2 separate regions of the Homo sapiens genome follow, and region 2 is linked to region 1. Evidence: chromatin contacts called from ENCODE POLR2A ChIA-PET data. All regions are on one chromosome and are shown on one strand. Each heading gives the region's core, a stretch centred on a gene start or an enhancer-like site at or near the end of the contact. The rest is flanking DNA. Distances are from core to core; before and after follow the strand shown.

Region 1 (3,878 bases), core at 580-3,079:
GTGAAACAAAAGCTGACAGAACTGAATGAGAAATAGATAAATCCACAATTACAGTTGGAGATGTTAACATTCCTTTCTCAGTAGCCAGTAGAACAAGTGGTCAGAAAATCAGTAAGAATAGAGAAGACCTGAACAATACTATCAATTAAGTTGACCTACTTGACATTTATAGAATACTCCACTCAACAACAGCAGAATACACATCCTTTTCAAGTGCACACGGAACACTCAGCAACACAGACCACATCCCGGACCATAAAACAAGCCATAATACATTTTTAAAAACTGAAATCTTAAAAAATATATGGGCCGGGCGTGGTGGCTCATGCCTGTAATCCCAGCACTTTGGGAGGCTGAGGCATGTGGATCACCTGAGGTCAAGAGTTCAAGACCAGCCTGGCCAACATGGTGAAACCCTGTCTCTACTAAAAATACAAAAATTAGCTGGGTGTGGTGGCATGTGCCTGTAATCCCAGCTACTTGGGGGGCTGAGGCAGGAGAATCACTTGAACCCGGGAGGCAGAGGTTGCAGTGAGCCGAGATCATGCCATTGCACTCCAGCCTGGGCGACAAGAGCAAAATTCCACCTCAAAAAAATATATATCTATATATCTATATATCTATATATATATGTTATTTGATTTGATCATAATGAAATCAAACTAAAAAACAATAAGAGAAAGATATGAGAGCCCCAAAACATTTTAAAATTAAACAACAAGCTTTTAAATAACCTGGGTCAAAGAGGAAGTTGCAAAGGAAATTAAAAAGTAATTGGTATTGAATAAAAATGAAAATACAACATATAAAGATTTGTGGAATGAAGCTAAAACAGTGCTCCATTTATAGCATTAAGTGAAATTTATAGCATTAAGTGCTTAAAGAATAGTCTCAAATCAATGTTCTAAATGAGCTTCTACATTAAGAAACCATAAAAAGAAGAGCAATTTAAACCCAAGACTAATATAACAGCAGAAATCAATAACATTGAAAAGAGAAAAATCAATGAAACCAAAAGCTGGTTCTTTGATAAGGTCAATAAAATTAATAATTAGACTGACAGGGAAGGAGGAGGAGAGGAGGAGGAGAAGGAGGATGAGAAGATGACAATACAAAATACCAATATGAGGGATGAAAGAAAGAACATCACTATAGATGCTACAGGCATTAAAAGGATAGTCAGGAAATATTTAATGCCAATAAATTTGAGTATTAAAATGAAATCTACAAATTCCTTGAAAGACAGAAGCTACTAAAGTTTACTTAAGAAGAAACAGGCCAGGGGCGGTGGTGTATCCCAGCACTTTGGGAGGCTGAGGCGGGCAGATCACCTGAAATCAGAAGTTTAAGACCAGCCTGGCTAACATGGTGAGAGCCCATGTCTACTAAAAATACAAAAACATTAGCCGGGTGTGGTGGCACGCACCTGTAATCCCAGCTACTCAGGAGGCTGAGCAGGAGAATCGCTTGAACCTGGGAGGCAGAGGTTGCAGTGAGCTGAGATTGCACCACTGCTCTCCAGCCTGGGCGACAGAGTGAGACGCTCTCTATCTCAAAAAAAAAAAAAAAAAAAAAAAAAAAAAGAAATAGGTATTTCATTGGAAGGCCATGTAACAATGAAAAGTTTAAAAAAAAAAAAAAGAAGAAGAAATAGATAACTAAAACTGAGGCAGGATAGGTAGCAAAAAAAAAAAAAAAAAAAAAATGACCAGGTTCTCTGGACACAGCAACTATGGTGACCATACAGTCAACACCATAAGCCTCAGCATTCTCATTGTAATTGAGCTCATTCAAGCACAGCTATCTTCAGTAGGGGATTTTCCCTGTAGGGAGCAAGCACATTTTGATTTTACCTGTCCTCCGACTGACTCTTTGTTCATTGTAATAGTAAAAAACACATCCCTGGGTAGAGATGTAAGATGCTAATGAGACAGTGACAAATGAACAAGCATGTACAGCTACTACAGCTGTGCACCCAGAGGACCACCCAGAACATGCTTCCTGGCAACGCCTCTTCCCACCTACTTAGGAACCATCATGTAAGGCTCCCTTTAAAAGAGTCTCCCTAGTGCCAGTCTTTGCTGTCTCGTCCTTACAAGCAGCCCACTCTGAATTCTCTCTCTCTCAGGGTGTACTGTCTATTCTATACCTAACTTTCAAAATATTATTTTCCTTTTGCAATAAATCACTCTATGCTGCATCTCCTTTGCTGTGTGTCTCATGTTTAAATTCTTTAAAGCCAAGAAGACAAGAACCGAGGTATCACAACAGCTGTCAACAAAACCAGATAGACATCACAAGAAAACCACAGATCGATATCCTTCATGAACACAGACCCCAAAATCCTCACCAAAATATCAGCAAATTGAGTCCAGTAATATATAAAAAGGAAAATATACAATAACCAAGTGGTTCTTACCCCAAAAAGGCAAAGCTGATGCAATATTTTAAAATCAAGCAATATAATTTATATCAACAGACTAACAGAAGAAAAACCATATGATCATATCAATTGATACATGAAACCCATTTGATAAAATTCAACACCTATTCATAATGAAATTGATTGGCATACTAGGAATAGGAGACTTAAAAAATTTTTTTTCTTTTCTTTTCTTTTTTTTTTGAGATGGAGTCTTGCTCTGTCGCCCAGGCTGGAGTGCAGTGGCGCAATCTCGGCTCACTGCAAGATCCGCCTACCGGGTTCATGCCATTCTCCTGCCTCAGCCTCCCGAGTAGCTGGGACTACAGGCGCACACTGCCACGCCTGGCTAATTTTTTGTATTTTTAGTAGAGATGGGGTTTCACCCTGTGTTAGCCAGGATGGTCTCGATCTCCTGACCTTGTGATCCGCCTGCCTCGGCCTCCCAAAGTGCTAGGATTACAGGCGTGAGCCACCGCGCCTGGCCTCTTTTCTTTCTTTTTAACCTCAGCTTCTGCGTCTGTATAAAGAGACTTTCTTAATCCAATGAGGGCAGCTATAAACAGCCCTATTGCTAGCATCATACTTAATGATGAGATATTGAATGCCTTCCCCTTAAAATGGGGAACAAGGCAAAGATGTCCTCTCTACTATTCCTATTCAACATCCTACTGGAGGCCTTGGCTAGCACAATAAAGCAATTAAAAAATAAAAAGCATACAGATTGAAAAGGAAGCAATAAGACCGTTTCTATTTGTAGATATGATGTCTATGTAGAAAATCTCAAGGAATCTACAAAGAAAGATACGAGTACTAATAAGTGAGTTTAACAAGATTGCAGTACAAGATTAATATATAAATATCAATGTATTTTTACAATCTAGCAATGAACAATTAGAATTTTTCTTTTCCAAGTTGGGTTTTACTTTGTTCCCAGGCTAAAGCACAGTGGTGCAATTATGGCTCACTTGCAGCCTCGAACTCCTGGGCTCAAGTGATCCTCTCTCACCTCAGCTTCCCAAGCAGCTGGGATTACAGGTGCATGCCACCACACCCAGCTAATTATTTATTTATTTATTTATTTTTTGAGATGAAGTCTTGCTCTGTCACCCAGGCTGGAGTGCAGTAGTGGTGCGATCTTGGCTCACTGCAGCCTCTGCCTCCCGGGTTCAAGCAATTCTCCTGCTTCAGCCTCCCAAGTAGCTGGGATTACAGATGCACACCACCACATTGGCTAATTTTTGTATTTTTAGTAGAGATGAGGTTTCACCATGTTGACCAGGCTGGTCTTGAACTCCTGACCTCAAGTGGTCTGCCTGCCTCAGCCTTCCAAAGTGCTGGGATTACAGGTATGAGTCACCGCACCCAACCTAATTTTTAATTTTTTTTTTGTTTGTTTTAGAGACAGGGTTTCAGTATGTTGCCCAGGCTGGTCTCAAACTCCTGGCCTCAAGTG
Region 2 (4,236 bases), core at 562-3,061, 930 kb after region 1:
ACAGTGTTCCAACATTAAATGCTTCTGGAGGCCATTTTATGGGGAAATCAGCTGGATAGTATTGACTTTATGAAATCATTTTTCTTTTGTTTCTTTGAAATCTGATCATACATCCTATTTAGCATGATATCTGAGTGAAAAATGTGGACGGAATTCAAACCCCAAATATTTTACACACCTTATTCCACAAAAGAGTGAGATTCTATTAAAAAAATTGAAATTCAAAGGAAATTTCACTGTTTGGCACTGGTACATTTTCTTGAAAATGCCCCTTTTCAAGTAAGGCACACCCAAAGAGACTTTGGCTTTCAAAGTCATGTTTTGAAATGCATTCATGGACTTTTAAATTGCCTTCTGTTTGTTGCAGTTTTTTCTGGTGCCAGTTTGTTCTAGTTTAAAGTTTGATTCCGTGAGGCTCAACTTGTTTGAGCTCTGTATAAATTAGGTTCTCTGCCAGTAGAATCCAGTTTCTGTTAATAGTTCAGCAGAGGAAAATCTGAATGTTATATCTGGTTCCCTCTTTAAGGCACAAGATCACTTTTGTCTCTTAAACATACAATCTTGTTAAGTTACTATACTATATTTCTGGTCTTAGGTTAATTTTTAATGTTGAATTATATTGTTGTTTACTCAGAGTCACCAAGCTCACATGAAATTAGAAATGTAATGTATTGTGAAGACACAGTTGTTTCTTGGAAAACATGCTGTGTCTTAGCACCTGACTAACTGTAAATCTTACTGGCATCATGATATAGGAAAATAAATACTATCTAAGAATCACGAGACCTAGGTTCTTTTAGGCAAAAGGATACTTGGCACGATTATGTTGTAGGGTGGTTTTGTGAGTTTTAAGTAAGATGCTGTGTGTGAAAACTTAGAGTAAAGCACAATAAAAATCAAAGTAATATTATCAGTGATTTTTTTTTTTTTTTTTGAGATAGAGTCTCACTCTGTCGACCAGGCTGGAGTGCAGTGGCGAGATCTCAGCTCACTGCAACCTCCACCTCCCAGGTTCAAGTGATTCTCCTACCTCAGCCTCCTGAGTAGGTGGGACTACAGATGTGCGCCACCATGCCTGGCTATTTTTTGTATTGTTAGTAAAGACAGGGTGTCACCTTGTTGGCCAGGCTGGTCTCGAACTCCTGACCTCAAGTGATCCACCCACCTTGGCCTCCCAAAGTGCTGGGATTACAGGTGTGAGCCACCGCCCCTGGCCAATCAGTGATCTTTAAAATAAGTTATTTTAATTCAAAGGACTGTGTTATTTGTAAGCACAGTTTCCTTACAGGGCTGGTATAGTGAATATTTTACTTAGCCTTATTAGAATTCATTCATTCAACATATATTTATTTAGCATTAGTAGGCACTGGATCTGGACACTACTAAAAATACAGAATTAGCCGGGCGTAATGGCACAGTGTAGCAGTGAATAAACAAAGTAGACAACCCCCTGTCCTCTTTAATAAGGAGAAGCAGATAAAACAAATCAAGAGCCAGAGAGGCCCGATCACTCCCCTCATTGCCCTTCATTCACTTCCCAAACAGGTTCCCCCATCCACTCATTTCCACAAATACCTACTCAGTTATGACCTCAGAAGATTCCCCTTTACTCATTCTTTAGCCCCCGTTGCTGTCCATCACACAGGGACCTGCACAGCCCACAGAAACTCCACCTCACATGTCTCGGAATTTGCAAATCCAGAGCTGAGCCTCACCTCCCTCACTGGCCTTTCTGGGTCCTGGCTCTAGAGCTAGTTTGAGCACAGGACATAATCACTTCCCAGGGGCCTGGGTGCACCGCTTTGGTTTCCAACCAAGTAACCACACGTGGTGGCTCACGCCTGTAATCGCAGCACTTTGGCTGATTGGTTTCAGGGCTGCTATTTACTTTAACATGTATTTCCTTTTTAAACTTTCTGGTTTTGAGCTTTTTTTTTTTTTCTTTTCCCCCGAGACGGAGTTTCACTCTTGTTGTCCAGGCTAGAGTGCAATGGCTGGATCTCAGCTCACTGCAACCTCTGCCACCCAGTTTCAAGTGATTCTCTTGCCTCAGCCTCCCGAGTAACTGGGATTACAGGCATGTGCCACCACGCCTGGCTTATTTTGTGTTTTTAGTAGGGATGAGGTTTCTCCATGTTGGTCAGGCTAGTCTCGAACTCCTGCCCTCAGGTGATCCACCTGCCTTGGCCTCCCAAAGGTTTTCAGCTTTTTAAACATACTATTTTCTCTCTATAAAAGTAGAAAGGTTAGGATAATGAACCTTCATTTGCTTACCACCCACCTTCAAAAATGATCAACTCATGGCCAATCGTGTTTTATCCCCACACTTTTCCTCTCCACCCCAGATTATTCTGAAACAAATCCCAGACATATCAGTTCATCTGTAAACATTTCAATATGTGTCTCTAAATTTTAAAAGTACAACCACAATACCATTATGCACAAAAAACTTAATTCCTTTATATCATCAAATATCCTATCATATTTAAATTTCCGTAATTGTCTCATTATTTTACAGCTTGCTGGAATCAAGGTCCACATAAAGACCACACGTAGCAATTGGTGAATGTCTCTCAAATTTCTCTTTATAGGCTTCTTCTCCATATCTTTCTCTTTTTTCTTGGAAATTTTAATAGAAAAACTGGGTTGTTTGCCCTTTAATGTTGCAGTCTGGTCTTTGTTAATTGCATACTCATGGTGGTAACACGTTCTTCTGTATTTTCTATGAATTGGTAGCCATATCTAGAGGCTGATCAGATTTAGCTTCAATTTTTTGACCAGTCTCCTTCATAAGTGGTGTTGAGTACTTCCAAGAGGGGTACATAATGTCTGATTTTTCTTTGTATTATTGGCCATCATTTATGATATTCTGTTTCTGTAATTTCTTATTCACTAATTAGCTAGACTATATCCAAAATAGAAGCCAAGTCTGGTGGCTCATGCCTGTAATCTCAGCACTTTGGGAAGCTGAGGCAGGAGAATTGCTTGAGGCCAGGAGTATGAGACCAGCCTGGGCAACATGGTGAAACCCTGTGTCTGAGGAGGAATCAGCCATAGGGAAATTGGAGGGAGGGCTTTCTGCAAATGTAAAGGCACTGAGGGGTAAAGAGCTTGGGATAGCCGGGGACAGGGGTATCCCACCTGTAGTCCCAGCTACTTGGGAGGCTAAAGCAGAAGGATCGCTTGGGCTCAGGAGTTTTGAGACCAGCCTGGGCAACACAGCAAGGCCCTGTCCCTTTTTTCTTTCTTTTTTTTAAGTAGCTTGGAATGTTCTGGCAGGGTAATGTTGGGCTTAATAGTGAGGTGGGGAGTGGTAGGTTCAGAGTTTATGTAAGGCCCAGGCCAGGTGGGATTTTATGCTGTGCAGGTCCTTGTGTGATTGACAGCAGCAGGGGGCTGAAGGATAAGTGAGGGGGAATCTTCCGAGGTCATAACTGAATAGGTATTTGTGGCAACAAGTGGATGGGGGAAACTGGGAAGTGAATGAAGGGGCTGTGAGGGGAGTGATTGGGCCTCTCTGGCTCTTGATTTGTTTACTATCTGCTTCTCCTCATTAAAGAGGACATGGAGGTTGTCTGATTTGTTAATTCATTGCTACACATCTAGTGCCCAGATCCAGTGTCTGCTGACACTAAATAAGGAGTTTGGGTTTCATGTTAAGTGAATAGGAGATGCTTTAAGATTTTTAATGAAGGAGTGGTGTGAATGGGATGATCACTCTGGCTGCTCTGTGGAGAACAGACTGTTTGGCGGGGAGAATGGAAGCAGGAACACCCGTCAGGAAGTGACTGCATGCATGCCAGTGAGAGATCACCATGGTTTGGTCTGAGGTGAAGAGAGGCACACAGATTTGAGAGCAAATTTGGCAGGTAGAATTTATTGGTCGTACTGATGGATTAGATGTAGGAAGAATCAGAGATGGCTCCCAGTTCTAGGTTGGGCCATTTACTAAGATGATCCTGACTTGGGACAGGATGAATTTGAAGAGAGATTCAACTGGTACATGCTAATTAGGACTGAGATGGCCATAAGATGCCCAAGAGTTGTCAAACAGGAACTTAGCTAAAGCAGAGAGATTTGAGGCCATGAGAACACATAGAATTACCTAAGGCAGTGGTTCTTTGCTGGGGTTGCTGCTGGCATCCAGGGATAGAGGCCAGGGATGCTGCTGAACATCCTGTACTGCACAGGACAGCCTCACTTTCCCCTAGTGAAGAATTATGCAGCCCAAAATTT

The links. ChIA-PET counts read pairs that join two places held with the same protein, here RNA polymerase II (POLR2A).
Region 2: POLR2A ChIA-PET joins it to region 1 with 20 read pairs in activated T-cell. The contact joins two enhancer-like sites. POLR2A ChIA-PET finds 5 or more read pairs at or near these places in 3 of 52 experiments (CD8-positive, alpha-beta T cell, PC-9 and activated T-cell).

The regions. Positions count from the first base shown.
Region 1 is chr5:172,069,659-172,073,536 of GRCh38, forward strand. The region is part of intron 12 of STK10 (serine/threonine kinase 10); the gene reads right to left. Among named protein-coding and RNA genes, the nearest start is that of FBXW11, 65 kb to the left of the region's middle. Within about 2 kb of position 1,830, at least 2 of the 41 ENCODE cell types and tissues checked have a DNase peak (open chromatin) inside an H3K27ac peak, as active enhancers do.
Region 2 is chr5:172,999,785-173,004,020 of GRCh38, forward strand. The region is part of intron 2 of ATP6V0E1 (ATPase H+ transporting V0 subunit e1); the gene reads left to right. Among named protein-coding and RNA genes, the nearest start is that of ATP6V0E1, 18 kb to the left of the region's middle. Within about 2 kb of position 1,812, at least 4 of the 41 ENCODE cell types and tissues checked have a DNase peak (open chromatin) inside an H3K27ac peak, as active enhancers do.